Regions from separate parts of the Mus musculus genome. Here region 1 is linked to region 2. A link is a loop called in an ENCODE intact Hi-C map of the cell type or tissue named here. Cell type or tissue: left cerebral cortex. All regions are shown on one strand.

Evidence for each region. Hi-C counts contacts between places; a loop is a spot of excess contacts. Peaks named below come from ENCODE experiments on the same cell type or tissue, not always from the same donor. Only the 100,000 strongest peaks of a DNase experiment are listed, where the experiment ranks them.
Region 1: a loop joins it to region 2, with 2.1 times the contacts of the local background. A loop is called at or near these places in 3 of 42 quality-filtered maps.

Annotation. Positions count from the first base shown.
Region 1 is chr1:132,387,292-132,395,291 of GRCm38, reverse strand. It overlaps Tmcc2 (transmembrane and coiled-coil domains 2), which reads left to right and starts at 3,906. Exons shown (of 5, transcript NM_178874.3): 1 at 3,906-4,315. The coding sequence starts at 4,109. In left cerebral cortex, a CTCF peak has its summit at 4,838; DNase peaks (open chromatin) are centred at 4,199, 4,560, 4,869, 7,099 and 3 more places; H3K4me3 peaks cover 3,922 bases; H3K27ac peaks cover 4,838 bases.
Region 2 is chr1:132,590,180-132,598,179 of GRCm38, reverse strand. Nfasc (neurofascin) reads left to right here. Exons shown (of 30, transcript NM_182716.4): 22 at 1,532-1,654; 23 at 2,523-2,696; 24 at 4,815-4,829. Among named protein-coding and RNA genes, the nearest start is that of Gm51646, 46 kb to the right of the region's middle. In left cerebral cortex, CTCF peaks have their summits at 1,848 (motif pointing right), 3,338 (motif pointing right) and 6,090; DNase peaks (open chromatin) are centred at 5,901, 6,098, 6,394, 6,677 and 1 more place; H3K27ac peaks cover 1,145 bases.

The DNA.
Region 1 (8,000 bases), 200 kb after region 2:
AGACTTGATGGGCCAGGGTTGGGGAATATCCAGGGGGTCCCCACATGCTCAGAGGAAAAAGGGAGGGACCAAGGGAAGAATTGTGGGCAGGGGTAACCAGGAGGGGGCAATGAGTGGGGTGTAAAGTGAATAAGTAAAATTATAATACATTTGACATGACTAACAGGCTTCCCACTATACCATACTTAGTTATAATAAATAGATGTACCAAAACAAAATGAGATATTCTACTCCTATATACCAAACATAGCCTCTTGCTTTGTAAGTCTGCAAAGGTTTGTCCTACCTTAAGTATAAATATATAATTTGCGCTTGTGTTTTCTCAAAGCAACAGAGAACAATAGGAAGACCATCAATCCAATCCTTTAAAGCAGAATTTCAATCAGCAAAATGCTTCCAAGTTGTATGGATCTCAGGTTGCTTGTGTTGTATGGCTAATGAAAATCTGTCACTTGCTTCAACCCAGCTGCTACGGGTCATTTAGGTCTCTTCAATGATGTCACTCCTAAACTTCCTTTGAAGTAGATTGATTGATTGATTGATTGATTGATTGACTGATTGTACGTCCCTTTCAGAAATGGTTGAGATCTATTTGAATTCTATGGATGACATCTATGATAGAGGTCATAGCCTGAAACCTTGTGCCACGCAGTGTCTAGATACTTTATATATATTACTCAACACTCTAAGAGGTAGATAGCCATTACCCCAATTTCCAAATAACTAAGAAACTTGGACACGGATTAGGGATGGAGGTGTAGTTTAGTGGTAGAACATATGCTTAATATGTGTGAATCTCTGGGTTCAAGTCCCAGTAGCTCACCCTGAAAAGAAGGAAAACAAAGAGGATTTTTATGAAACACACCAAAGACTTCCTGTTGATGTATTTCACACCTTGGACATTGTTATGGCTATTCCTGGCTGTCAACTTAACTACATCCGGAATGAACTATAACCCAGAGCTGGAGGGCACACCTGTGATCCAGATCTTGAGGCTGGAAGACAAAAATTTCTGACCCAGATCTCAACATGGGATGACACACACCTTTGATTCAGATCTTGAGGCATAGTGGCCATGAAAAGCTTAGGTTCATGCAATGTGGTACAAGCCTTTAATCCCAGAAGACTGAGGAAAGCAGGTCTCTGAGTTCAAGGCCAGCCTGAGACAGAGCAAATTCCAAATCCAGGCGTGGTGGCACACCATTCCTCCTCCTGAAGGCTCCATAAGGTTGGAAGACAGAAGACTCACTCTTCATCATCTGCTTGCACTTACTTGCCAGCACATCTGCTGGAGCCTACTTCTTCAGGATTCCAGCTTATACAGAAGACAAGCTGAAGCAACCATCCTCCTGGGACTGAGCAACTACCAGATTCTTGGACTTCCTATTCACCGCTGACCATTGTTGGGTTAGTTGGATTGTAGACTGTAAGTCATTCCACTACATTCCCTTAAGAACATTCCACAAGTTCTATGACTCTTGAGAACCCTGGCTAACACAGACATAATAAATACATAATACTATTTTAAAAATCAAACCTAAGCCAGATGCTTCTAATTTCAACCCTCAGAGGCTGATTCAGGGAGATTACAATTTAGAGGCTACCCTGAGCTATTCATAGTGAAGCACTGCCTCAAAATCAAACTTGGATGATCATCGATTTGTTATAGAAATGAAGCATAAGTAAAAATTATGATGTTTTCTGCTTCCTAGGGGTTATTTAATTTTCTGTTATGAATTTATTTACTGTATTTTCATATGTACAAGTGCTTTGCCCACATGTATGACTATGCACCACGTGTGTGCCTGATGTTTAATGCTCAGGCAGCCTGGAAGAAGTGGTCAGAGAAAATGTTAGGTTCCCTGGGACGGAAGTTGTTAGCTGCTATTTGGGCACTGCTATTTCGAACCCAGGACCTCTGGAGGAGAGCCCAGTGCTCTTAACTGCTGAGCCATATCTCCAGCCCCATTCTTGAAGGATTCTCGAAGAACCCCTTCTGCTCTTCTTTAGCTTGGAGTCAAGAAGGGCCCACTGTGTGTTCCAAACCCATTGCCACCCAAGACTTGCTCATGCTTTAGGGGCCTCTACACGTTCCTCTCTCAGCCCAGGCAGAGAGCAGTGTGTTTCTCTCCTTTGTACCATGTACCGAGGGAATCTGCTCTCCACGCCCCCCCCCCAGCTTGTCTAGTCCCTGCCCACGATCTGCTCTGGCTCTGGCACTCTGCCATTCCTCAACATTGAAAATCCAAAAGGCTTATAGCTTTGCATTCCCAAACTGTGCCTGATACCGTGTAGTGGATATGGGGTGGGGAGGTAGAGTGTTTTTGCATTCCCAGCCCATTCTAAATTCCCATCTTCTAAAAACAGAGCAGCTTAGTTTAGAAAGTGGCTCCCTGAATAGAGTAAATTCTTAACAACTTGGTCTCTTTTAGGATACACATCAAAATAAGGGACTGGAATGGGGGAAAGGCTTAACAGAGTTAGGAAACTCACAGACTAGTGGGACCGAAGTGAGGCAAGAAGGGTTTGGTGAGTGTGAAAGAGACTGGCAAACTGTAAAATCCTTCAGAGAAAGCTCTGTGACTCACAGGGGGAGGCGCAGCCTTTTACAGTAGCCCAGGCCTGTGTTTCTCAGATGTTACCTTGTGTGAGAATTACCCGACGGGCTTGTGAAACATGGATCTTTGGGTCCATGACTTCTGATTTAGTTGTATCCAGGAATTCGTATTTCTGTCTGGTTCCCTGGTGGTGGTGATGATGATGATGACTACGATGGTGATGATGCAGGGTCCAGTCTATGCCTTAAGAACTACTGGATGCTGAATAAGGGCAACCCATCCATGCCAAAGAAGGCATACAGTTTGCAGAACGAATAGGAATTAATAGAGTAGAATACTACTACTCTCCATTTTTTGGTAGCTCCATCTGCTCTCATCTTCCAAACTGCTTAGCAATAGTATGGGGCAAATGTAACATTCTTTTTCCAGTCTTCAGTACATATCATTAATACCTACCATTAATACCCATTCCTTTTAAAAAGCTGCTTCTGGTGAGCATGTATTTGGGCACTGAGTTTCTAAACATAAAGCCTGCGTTCTTATGAGATGTGTATTTAAAACAGAGAAAGAGGGGATGTAGCAGAACAGTCCCTCTCCTTTGCTTTTGTAGCTATGAAGGTAGGCATGGGTTTGCGACCCAAACCACCTATTCTAGAAGGGACTAGCTTGTCTCTAACTGAAGGGATGCATATAATATAAGGTGCAGAGTTAGGGGAGTGATGATAAACACTTAATGTGTCCCCCAACAAAGCGAATGGGCGGGGTGATCGTGAAGGCCTAGCCTGGGAGAGGTGGCTCCAAAGCCGGCACAGAGCTGAGCTCCAACACAGCCTCAGCCCTCCAGACCCTCCCGGGGGACGCGCGGTGCAACCAAGCCTACAGCGGTGTCCGCGCGCCGTTGCGCAGCCCTCCGGCCTTCCCATTGGCGGGCGGCGCCATCTGCGCTCGCCTCGCCCTGGCGCTGGCGGGCGGAGGCCCGGGCGGGGTAGGCCGCGCTCGCGGCGGGCTGTGGCCGCAGCCTTGCGCGGCTGCTGACGAGGAGCGGGGCGCGGGGCGGGAGGAGGCAGGCCCATGCGGGGCGGCGGCGGGCGGCGGGCGGCGGCGGGGCCGGGTGCCCAGGGCGGCCCTATGGGACCCGCCCGGCCGGCTCCCGCGTGCCCTGCCTGGCCCAGCAGTCCGGCCTGCGGGCGGGGATGCGCGGTGTGGTCCAGCTCCCCGCCGCCCTGCGGGGCCCTGAGGCAGAAAGTTTGGGGGTCGGGAGCGGCCCCCCTCCCGCGCCAGTGACTGCCTAAGGACCGCTGCAGCCCGGCTTCGCCCGCGACCTGCCTCCGCTCCCCAGGTCGGAATGAACTATCCTAAGGCTCCCCCTCTTCGCCCCTCCCTCATCCTCCTTTAAAAAGATAATTTCTTAAATTCAAGAACTCGTGATCTGCCTACTCCCCTCGTCCATAATTTAAACCCCAGGTCTTTTGAGTGCAAGAGGGGGGTGCGGTCTCTCCCCAAGATAGCACGCTAGAAGGACAGATTCCCCTTGCCGACCCACTTACACCATGAAGAGGTGCAAATCGGACGAGCTGCAGCAACAGCAGGGCGAGGAGGATGGGGCTGGGATGGAAGACGCTGCTTGCCTTCTGCCAGGCGCGGACCTCCGGCATGGGGAGGCCTCGAGTGCTAACTCCGCTGGCGGGCCAACTTCAGATGCTGGCGCTGCGGTGGCACCCAACCCGGGTCCCCGAAGCAAGCCTCCTGATTTAAAGGTGAGCGCAGACCGTCTCCAGGCAAGCCCAGCCCGCCACGTAGCTTCCCCCACCCCTCGCAGAAGTGTCTTAACCGAATAAAAGTGATGGGGAAGCTCGCAAAGGTCAGAGAGGATGAATGATGTTCGGCTAGGTTCGGAGGGGGAAGCTAGGCACCATTTGTTCCTGTCTATCAGCTCCATCTCAGTCCTCTGTGTTCTTCATTATTCAGCAAACGTTCTAATGACTCACTCATCTGAGATTGTTTGAAGAACGTGTGTGAAACCCTATTTTGCAGACAAAGGGCTGGCGAGATCTAAGATGCTAACTTAGAAAGTTCACAGTACTCTCCCTTCTGTAGGAAGGCTAGAGAAGAAGATTGTAGCTTGGGAAGCTAAATAGGTGACCGTTACCTTCCTATGCCAATTAGCCTCCTCCGAGTGCGGATTTTTTTTTTTTTTTTTTTTTTTGAGCATCTTCCTGAACGAAGCTCAGTTTGTCCATCTATGAAAGGGGGGTGTAGATGTCTTGCCGTTAGGTGGAGCCAGAGGTTAAGCTAGTGCTTGGAGATCCCTCTCTGCCTCCTGAACCAACCCCCAGGGTGGAGAACTGACAGGTGGCAGGGCAGAGCCTGGGCTGATTGGGGCCTCGGTTCAAGTTGCACACATGCTGAGCCGGCAGCTAGAACCAGAATTGGAAAGGACCGTTCACATGGAGCTGTTTATTTTCCAGCCCGAGGTCTTCCAGACTATTGGCGAGCTGTATTGAATACATCTCTGTATCAATTACAGCAGCAGCCAGGATAAATAATGCGCCTTTGCTGGAGTTACCATCGGGACTGCCAGCTCAGGCTCCTTAGGCCAGCTCACAACTGGGCTGAGAGAGATGTCAGCTCCCGGAAGGAACTTAAATGCCTTGGGGATTGATGCCTTGGAAATTTTCTCCGGAAAGGGTGCAGGGTCTGGGATAGGGGAGCAGAAAGGCCTCCCGTTAGGTTAAAGCCTTGTCCAAATGGCTGTGGGCCCCGGAGGAGCTCACTAGAATAAGCTAATGACATTCCTTCTTTGGTCTGAGCAGCTCAAAGTCAGGAAGCCAGGTGAGTGCATGTGTGCTTTATGTGTGTGTGTGTGTGTGTGTGTGTGTGTGTTGTCCCTTGGGGAAGAGAGCCCACTCACTCCTTGTGGGACTTTTAAATTTTTGTGGAAGTTTTGCAAACCTGACCTCTTTCCACCCACCTTATGTGTAATGATGGACTAGTTGAACACCTAGGCTTTCTTCACAAAGCTTGTGATTCCCTCAGGCTCCAAGAAGTGTCACTCCCTCCCCCAAGTGACATGTTTTTTGTTTTAACTGAGATGGTAAGTCCCTTTAATGCTGCCGAGAGGAACAGGGGGTGACCTTTCGACCTCCCTCTGCTGGCTGTGCTAAGGGGGCTGTAGTTTCTGTGTCTATAAAGCTGCCCAAGGCTCCTTGTCTGTACCCTCCTGTGTCATCTTTTTTGATGACATTCATTTTGAACAGGGGCAGATAGAGCGATAGCACTGCACTTGACTACAATATGTTAACCGCTGAGCCGTCCTGAGGAGGAATTGAGAATTGAGGACCCTTACACACACACACACACACACACACACACACACACACACACTTCTATATAGCCCAGGCAGTGTGGATCCAAGCTTATGCAAGCACGGGGAGACTCACAGAGCACTTGCCTGTTTATCTCTGTCTGTCTCATCACAACATGTTTACTGCAGGACAGAGACCTCTCTACCAGATGTGACTCAGGGCTACCAAAATGTGACATGTCACTTAACTTTTCTGAAGAAAGGAACAAGGGATATTGGAGTGTGGCTAAACTTGTTTTCCAGTGCTGGACAAGTTTCCCATGGCTGACAGTTTAGTGGAAAAATTTCATCATTGTCTCTGGAACTGGGTGGGGGCTGACTTGTTCTGAATTTGACAATGATACCAAGAGGAAATGCGTTTGCTTTTTAATCTGGAATGCCTTTCCCGTGCCTGTGTTTAGTTGATGCTGTTCAGGAGCTCTGGCTTGCTTTTGCTTTCATTTTGAACTTGGAGATAGGAACTTTCAGTCCCTTAGTCCCACTTCTATTTTCTTGTGACAGCTCCAGGCATGGGGACTGATTGTGTGTCAATGGAGACAGTCATCTTGATTGTTGAGCAAGGAGCGAAGGCATGGAAAGCTCTGTCTAAAGCACCTCCATAGCAGGAGAGAAAGAGGAGAATCTGGTCTTTGCTAGAGATCTGAATGATGCCCGGCTAGTGATGCTCAGCAGTGTCAGGGGCTTCGGCTATCTCTGGTCCTTCAAGGATGATCATACTGCACGATGTGCATTTCTTGGCTTATTTTGTGTGGAGGTTGGGGTAGGGGTGGATGTCCTGAGATCATAACCAGCGTCTTGAGCATACTAGACAAGCCCTCTATCACCGTAAATTTCTTCTGTGGTAGCTTGGAATCTGTGATTATGTGGTTAGGGGGTGGGGGTGGGGGTCTGGAAAATAGTTACATAGTAACATTTTAAAATGGTAACTATAACAGAAAAGCAACCTGCGAATGGGCCCGGCCCCACAGGAGGCTTCTGTAAACACTTCTGAGGCTTTGCCAGAGCTTCAGATAAGCATGAATCCTCCAGGGGGAAAGATCTCAGCAGACAGTATGTAAGGGGAGCCTGATAGTTAAAATGGATTCCTTTAACCACTCAAGCTCACATCTCCATTCACTTGGTCTCATGATTCCATCCTTTGCTGCTATCCAGAGTCCTTGCTTGTTGAGGAGAGACTGGCTGGCTGACCTAAAGTGTAACAGAATTCTCTAGTGAGGAGACTGGCTGTAGTGAGAAGGGGTGGGGAGGAGCTTAGGGGAACTCCGCACACAGAGATCCTGTTTAGAATACAGCCTGTGGCTGAGGCCTGGGAGAATGGCTGAGCGTAGTGTGCAGCTCTTCCTGAAGGCATTGCCCACCCTCCACCACTCCAATCCCACCGCTCCGTGCAGGAACAGAGCCTTTTCTGAGAGGAAAAGCCAGAGGATGCTGGCCAGGGAAAGTTCCCAGAGGTGCTCTGTCCTCTGGGATTTCTGAACAGCATCATCATCACTCCTTAAAGAAGATAGGAGAGTTCCACCTTCATGTTGTTCCTGTGTTGTTGGAAGCGCTCTTGACTCAAGGCTCAGATCCTGTTCCTCTGTTCATAGCTTATTCTGTTCTCTCTTCCTACTGAGTGAGGATCAGGGAAGACAACAGACACCAAGGGAAATTAGAGCTGAACCCTAGGTGGTTTTCCTGGTCCGGTGTTTGAGGGTGTTTCAGCATCCTGCGAATAGCTCCTGTTACTTCCCCATTCAGTCTATTGGCAAGAGGGTAGGTTTGTGTTAGTCTGTTGACTAACAGATAACTGGGCACTTTAAGACCAAAAGATGTTATTATAAACATTGAAATAGGACATTCATATAATGGTGTCCATAGAGAGACACATGTGCAGTTTAATAAAAGCAGAAATAGATAGCTCATCTATTCACAAATTAACATTGACATTCCCGACCCTCTGCGTTTCTGTTCTATTGTTTTGTTTTTTTTTTTTTTTTTTTTTTTGTTTGTTTTTGTTTTTTGAGACAGGGTTTCTCTGTATAGACCTGGCTGTCCTGGAATTCACTTTGTAGACCAGACTGGCCTCAAACTCAGAA
Region 2 (8,000 bases):
CGGGTGAAAATTTTAACTGTGTTTCATGTTCAGCGTTACTCTATTCGTGATCAGGATCCTAAGGCTGTCCTGCCATCCTCTATGGGGAGGATGAGGTCATCTGAGACAGAGCAGCCTATAGCAAGCAAAGGGAGGACCAGTCACTACCACCACTAACCACTAACCTGGCCCTGCTGCCTCGCCACTCACCAACCTGCCTCTGTCTCAAAGGCTTACTACTGGAGGGAAAGCAGTTTGCTGAAGAACCTGTGGGTGTCTCAGAAGAGACAGCAGGCCAGCTTCCCTGGTGACCGTCCCCGGGGCGTGGTGGCCCGCCTGTTCCCCTACAGTAACTACAAGCTGGAGATGGTGGTGGTCAATGGGAGAGGTGACGGGCCTCGAAGTGAAACCAAGGAATTCACCACCCCAGAAGGAGGTAGGTCTGACCCGCAGTTCTTCAATGTGGGTTTAGACAAGGGTAGTGCCACCAGTGAGCCTGGGGCAGCTCCAGCATGGACAGCTAGGGTGACCTCGGCAAGCGAATGACCGTCACCAAAGTGACCCACCCTCCTGGAAACTTGCTTATCAAGAGATCTGTGCAGTGAGCGCATGGCATTCCAGACCCAGGCCATGAGACTGAAGCCAGCACCTCCTCTGAGGAGAAGCCACGAGTGCGTCTGGCCACTTCAATGTCCTGCTTACCAGCACCCAAGATCTACACGAGCCTCCCCCACAGCATCAAGAGACACTCCTGGGAAGTTGGCCTATGTGTATAGAGTACTACCAAGTGTCACCCCCACCCTCCTGAGGGTTTAGGTTTGATCTAACCCTGGGGTCCAGACATCTAGAAAGTTCTATTATCACCTTGGTTCCCCTTCAGCTCTTTTATCCACTCGGCATGAGCTATGGCTTCTCTGTTTCTCCTCCCTCCTTCCTTAACTGTTTCCTATTTTTCTTCTTTTCCTCCTCTCGCTTATCCCTTGCTCTCCTCTTGTCTTCTTTATCCCTGTCTCTCCCTCCTTCCTCAGTTTGGTTCCTATCATTAGTCTCTCCTCATCACTTCCCCACCCCTTTCCAGGTGCTCTGTCCTGAGTCTCTATCTCCTCCCCGACAGAGCTTGTATTCCCAGCTCAGAAGCTGGGGCCTGCTGCTGCAGCCAGTGGTGAGAGCCCTTGGCTGGGGACTGGGAACTGCACCCTTGCCACAAGACAGCTATGATTGGTTCCCTGCCTGGGAGTGGCTCTCTGGTTTGGAGGTATATTTGCAGGATTGAAGCCACCTATTTGTGTCAACTCCAGGGTAGCTGCTAAAAGGAAACTCACTTGACTTCTTCCTCCAATTCAGCAGCAGTAGCAGAGCCCACTTGGCTTTATACCAGGTGAAAGTGGTTGCCAGGCAGGCAGCAGGCTCTGCCCTTAAGGAGCTAGGTCCAGGTTCGACAGTAGTCCTGCACAGCGATACCTAAGGTCATGCCTTCATGCCTGTACTTTGTTTTCTGTGTTCTCCTCATCCTCCCTGCCCTCACCTCCTGGCTCCTTCCTCCTTCCCCAAGTACCCAGTGCCCCCAGGCGGTTCAGAGTCCGACAGCCCAACCTGGAGACCATCAACCTGGAGTGGGACCACCCAGAGCACCCCAACGGAATCCTGATTGGATACATCCTCAGATACGTGCCCTGTATGTTCTGCTTCCCTGCTTTCTCTGAATCCGATACAATCACAGACCATTTCTCACTAGTTTCTTGAGGAGTGGAGATCAGAAGCCTATGGGCGCAGAGGGCATTCCGTAGGAAATGTGAACGCTAAGGGAGAGCTCTCCATAACTAAGGGAGCAAGCAGAACCCAGTCCCTGCTCTTCTTATACAGCCCCGCCTGTAGGAGGCAGTAATCCCAGCCCTCTGGAAGCTGGTAGTCTTCAGCACCTACAAGGCTATGCAGAAGAGTTCCTCTCCCATTAGCCCTTCTATGTGATGGGCAAATGGTGTGTGCGCAGGCATCTGAGGATGCTCAGGAGTCTCCATAGGAACAGGGATGCCATCACACTTCAACAATGTTAAGACGTCCAGTGTAGACAGTGCTGCCCCTCTCTGGGAAGCCCAAAGGGCCAGGGACCTGTTACTGACACTTTAGCAGTGTGTCTTCCATGCTGTTCTGAATTGATCTCTGGATCTGACCTTTACCCTCCTGTATTGAAGAAAGTGTGGTCTTTTACAAAAGAGGCAGTAGCAATCAAGGCCCTGGGGGATTTCCCCGGTTCTATTTGGACAGAAGAGAAGAATTCCAAAGATTTGACCTTGACCGGGGGCTTGGGAAGTGCAAGCTGAGCTTTTAGAATTGGCCACGAGACTTTCAGGAGGCTAGAGACGCTGGGCTCAGTGACAAATGTGAACCCTGAGGAACACTGGAAGTTCCTCAGTACTTATAGTGGGAGGTCCCGATGCCCGCCTTTAAATCAGGTCTTGAGTATTGCTGGGCAGGGGCCACATTCCTCTTCCAGAAACTCCGAAAGCTGTCCTATCAAACCTCCCACTTGTCTCTCTCCCCAGTTAATGGAACCAAACTGGGAAAGCAGATGGTGGAAAACTTCTCTCCCAATCAGACCAAGTTCTCTGTGCAGAGAGCAGACCCAGTGTCGCGTTACCGCTTCTCCCTCAGTGCCAGGACACAGGTGGGCTCTGGAGAAGCAGCCACAGAGGAGTCCCCAGCACCTCCAAATGAAGGTAGGTCCACGGTGGCAGTCCTTGGAGTAAAAGGCCCTAACTAATCTAGACACCTAGAGAAACACACCAGAAGCTGGGTTTGGCCTTCCCGGCTAGAAAGGAAGTGAGGCCACAGAACCTCAGGCCCACTGCAGGAGACAGCCTGACTTGGGTACTGAGAGATATCAGTAGTGTATCGGGAAAGATCATCACTCTTAGATGTACAGGCGGACTGGTCCTCCACTTTGCCCTGACTTACTCAGCTACTTATCAACTATCTGTCCTTGCAGGGGAATAAGGAAGGACATGTGAGACGACAGGCAATCAGGGGGACATGAGAAATAACCATCCTGATGAACTCCAAAGAGTCAAACTGCTCATCTACTGAGAGTCCTCCCTGAGGACTCTGGGAACATCCTGTCTTTTGCCAAGGGCATAGAGAGCCAAGGAGATAGGGCAAAGTGCTTGCCTGGATCAAAAGCAGAGCAGGAAATAATATGTTCTCCCTTTACAACATGAATAAGATGAGGTGTCTGGTTGCAGAGAGGTGGGAGCTGGGAACAACTCTTGCCAAGCCAGCTTCACAAACAGCAAGTGAACTCAGTCAAGGCCAGTTCTAACCTCTAAGATCCCAAGCCAGAGCTGTGCCTGACCTGAGTGTACAGTAGAGGGCGCTCTCGGCTCATTTGCATGCATTGCTGGTTTCAGTGTAACCTCCCAAAAAATTGGACCCTAAAAGCCTCAATACTGGCAGCGCCTTATAAATGGTGAGCACTCTCTACCTCTCCAGAGAGACAATAGTCTATGCAACAGTAATTTTTTTGAGGACCCACCCTCATGTACCAAGCCAGGCACTGCACCAGTAGCAAGGGAGATAAAGATAGTAAGAAGTTCACAATGTCTAGAGACGTCCTCAATAATGGTTCTTTGTCTTTCTGCCTGAATGAAGGTGTTGCCAAGGGCAGGAAGTTTGGGGAGATTCAATATGTAAGGGGAGACCAAAAGGGCGATGTGAATAAGTATTCCTGGGACTGTCATATGATCGTGACTAGTGCCTGTCTCCCATGAGGTCCTGTGGTCTCCTCCTGATCCAGATGTGCTCTTCTGAGCATTCTCATCTGTGTCCCAGGAGAGCGCTGTGCTTCCTAAGGGGACGGCCAGGCCCTGCTGCTTCAGCACAGTATTCTTGTACAGCTGCAGCAGCAGTTGGGAAAGGACTGTCAGCCCCCTGTGTCCCTCTCTGGTCTCCTAGATAAGGAGTAGTCACACAACAAACTCCCGATCCTGGTGTCCTCTTCCAACCCCTGGACATTCAGGAAGTTGGTTAGGGCTGCTACCAGAGACTGACAGACTAGGGTACACTCTCTCTGTACTTCTAGAGATGTCCAGAAAGCCTCTCTTCCCGCCTCAGGGCAGCAGACAAAGCCACTTTGTCCAACCCCAGTGACCATGATGGGGGAATTCCTGCAACTCCAGAGAACAGAGATGGTTTTGGATTTGTGGAAATTGTTCAGAGATCTATTCTAGAGCTCTCAATCATATTTGTGTTCCTAATCTTATGAACTACAACTAATGGGGAAAACTGAGGCAGCAGAAAACCAGATCACATGCTTTCAGAGCCCCAGGGCCTTCAGCGCCATCATACTTTGAACATATGAGCCTGGGACGGTCCCTTGCCCTACTATCAAGCATCTTGCAGGGGATCTTGTTGCCTAGAATTGGCTGCTCCTGCACCACCTACATTTTTATCCTCAATTCCTGGCATCGTAGAGGATCACTTAGCCCAGCCAGGGTAGGACAAATCCTGGGGGGAAAAGCTGGAATATAACACTCTGCCTGAATTGTGCCTTGCAGACACCTCTTATATGGCAAGCCCTTGATTATGGATAGAAATGTGTTAGGTCTCTAAGCCCCAGGTGGAATAACGACAACCCGCCTAGCTCCGGTGGGGTAGAGCATGACGCCCTGAACACCACTTAGCATCCTCAGGGTTGCATCTAGCACCTGGCCATACCCCTGGAGTCAGGCTGGCGCCAGACCCTTTCTGTTCTCCTCTGTGGTCTCACCTATGCTGTTTTCTCTTCCCTCTCTCATCCTCTCTCCCTCTCTCTCTGGCCATCTTGGGTGCTGTGTCTGAAGCTACTCCAACTGCAGGTATTGTACCATCAACAGAGGTAATGGGCATGGCTCGGGGCAGTGCAAATGGAGCCCATGCTGGCCAGAGCCCAGCAAGAGGAAGTGGCGAGGGCTGAAAGCATGCTCCAGGTCACCCTTTCAGTGGAGAAGCCAAACTTGAAAGGAAGGTGTTTAGAGAGCATTGACTAGAGGATGTGAGCATGCTCTCTCCTTTCATATAATGCTTGTCCTTACGAAAGAGGCTGGCTCAGAAGTGGTCTCACATGTAGAACCCTCTGAAGCTGAGAGAAAACCTGTTGTGGCCACCTGAGCCTTGCTGGACCTGACATCTCTGATCATAGAGATGCTCTTAGAAGGTGTGCTATAGAGGGAACAGCTGGTTCCTGGCCCTGGTGACACCACAATCCCCCTGAAAGGGTGAACACACTGCATGCTGGCCTTTGCATGCTGCATGGGGGGACCCAGCGCCATTCCACCAGCTAGCGTATGTTCCATTCAGTGAGAATAAGCAAGCACGTCTCTGAGTGAGACCAGGGCTCCAGAGCCTGGAGCCTCAATGTGTGTCAGGGATTGATGGTCTTGACTCCAGGAACTCAGCTCCTCAGTATTTGGTATGGAGACAGACCCCCTCCTTTGGGGTCAGGAGCTGGCCAGGTGGGTCTGTGACAAAAGCCAACCTGCTAACAAGTTTCTCCTCCAGTCTTCATGCTGTTGGTTTGAGGGCCATCAAAGCTCTACCAAGGGCTGCCCTCAAGCCAGAGAAACTAGGCAAGGGCTGCCTGGGTTCCTTTCCTAGTCCTCTGAGCTTGGATTTTCCCACAAGTTAGGAGATGAGGGCATTCCAGGGTACACGAGAGCCTGCATAAAGAAACAAGTTTTGTTAAGACACACCTTTAGGTGAGAGAATCAAGAACCAGGCAGGAATCCGAGCTTGCTCTGTATTTCCTAGCTCACTTGGTTTGCTTCCTACCAACACCCGTTTATTTCCGCCCACTGCTTCCTACATTGATTCTGCTTCTGTTGCATACCCCCTTATGGTTTCATGTTTTGCCAGCCAGATCCGCCAGTATTAAGAAACTACCAGTCTTCCCTACCTCAGCCTCCTACCCAGTAACCAGGCCAGCCAGCTAGGCCAGTGCTTCCTCCCACCAGCCCTCTTCCAGGATGTGAGTCACAGAAGTTGTCCAAGGCCTGGGGACCACAGAGCAAACAATTCTTGCCATGCTAGAGGGAGGGTCACCCTGTCTTCCTGGCTCATGTGTGAGTCTCTTCCCCAGTGGAGACAACAGGTACTTGGGGTGAGTCCACTCAAAGCTCATTCATTGGTCAAGCATTTTTCCTGTCTCCTTCCTCATTGGGCACTCCAGACCCAGTGTAGAGGATCCAGCAGTAAGAAGTCTGCCGTGTTCAGAGGGCAGTCTGTGCAGCCCTCCTGTGAGCTGCAGTTGCAAGGAGACGTGTCATTCCAACTCCCCCTCCATGTCTTCCTTCCAATTTTAAACGATCTAAACTCAGCATGCTGTGCAGGATGGGCCCTGGGTCTTTGCTGTCAATCAAGTGTGTTTTCCAGGCACCAACTTCCACATGACACACGGGAAGGGCAGATTGTACTTTTGGGTAACTGAGACATGCCAGTTATATCAGATGTTGTCAGCTTTGCGTGCACAACACCTTCTGGGGCCAGTAGAGCTTGGGTCTATTCAAAGGGAGTGGTGTCCAGCCCTCCACCCTCTTCCTTCTCATCCTCACCAAACCTCGTCACTTCCCCCCAAATTGATCAGTTCTTCTATCGCCCGGCGAAAATAATCCCTCTCATCCACCTGTATCTTCAGTCTGCTAGGATTGCTACCCATCTGTCTAACAGTCTGTGACTTGGCTGGGGTAGTCTTCGTGCCATGTGGACGATCTTGGACCGAACATTCCATCTTGGAATGCCTGGAAGCTGTTCTTGTCTTTGACTCAGCTCAGAGCTGTGAAGGTTGGGTGGGTTGCTGATAGAAGAAGCTCTGTGGCGGGTTTAGGACAACGTGAAAATGAACAAGATGTGTCGTCTCTCCATCTCTACACGATACTCCCCCAAACGCTCAAGTCCTTAATTGTGTGTCTTTCTTGGGGACTAAGACAGTCTATAGGGTTAGCCTTCCCTATATTGGCAGACTCTCAGCTTCCAGATCTAGGCTTCCCTAAACCATCTTTGGTACTGGACATTCATGGCTCTCTCTAGGTTGCTGGCCAGCTGTTGATTGCCAATCAGTACCAGCCAGGGCTTTTCCCACACTCATAGTTCCTGTGTGGCTACAACTTCTAACCCAGGAATATATCTACCTAACCTGTGACCCCCTCTGTTAATGCCAGCCCCTCTTCAGGGCTCATCAGTCTTCCATCCTCTCCCTAACTCAGTCCCAGGTTGAAATGCTCTGACAGGCCTGAGCAATACATAGTTCCCTTGTGAAAAGCTCATGCCCTTCCTGCCTGCCCGTCAGACGCTTTGGCTGATTCTCTCTCCAGCTGTGGTGCCTTTCCTCTTGGCTTTGCCCTCCCTGTATCCTGTGGCCCTCCAGCCTGGGAATAACAGACATAGCAATGAGTGGGTCGAGGGCATGCTGATTCACCAGCTGTGGCCTCTGGAGGTCTACTCTTTACGGAACTTCACTGGGGGGCACACCTGGGGGCTTCCAGTAGCTCCCACCCTCTCTCCCCATTTCCCCTTCTCACTTATACTCTGAAGCTTGCCACAGCCCCAGGGGAAGAACCCAGGAACTATCACCACAGAGAATGCCTTCCTTTATACGTGGTAGGAGTGGCTGTCAGAGGAGGGGGATGTGGCTGGAAGCATCCACATGGTCGCTTCTCGCCCTTATCTTCAAGCTGCTGAACAAAGTTCAAAACCTAGTCCAACCTCTCATCATATCTGTCCCAAGGGCACTTGCTGAAATGCCCTGGAAAGCATGTGATACAGAGGGACTAAGGGAGATGTGAGTATATGTCCCTGTATGTTAAAGGACCAGTGGTCATAGGAGACCATTGAGGAAAATGGACTTGGATTCATGGGCCCTGGAAAATGTACAGCCTCTGTACCTGAAGGAAAGGAACCCAGGTTCCCGGACTCTATGACAGGGCGGGGCAGTGACCTAAGTTATGAGGAGTATTTTCTCATGACACCATTTAAATAGTCAAAAAAAAAAAAAA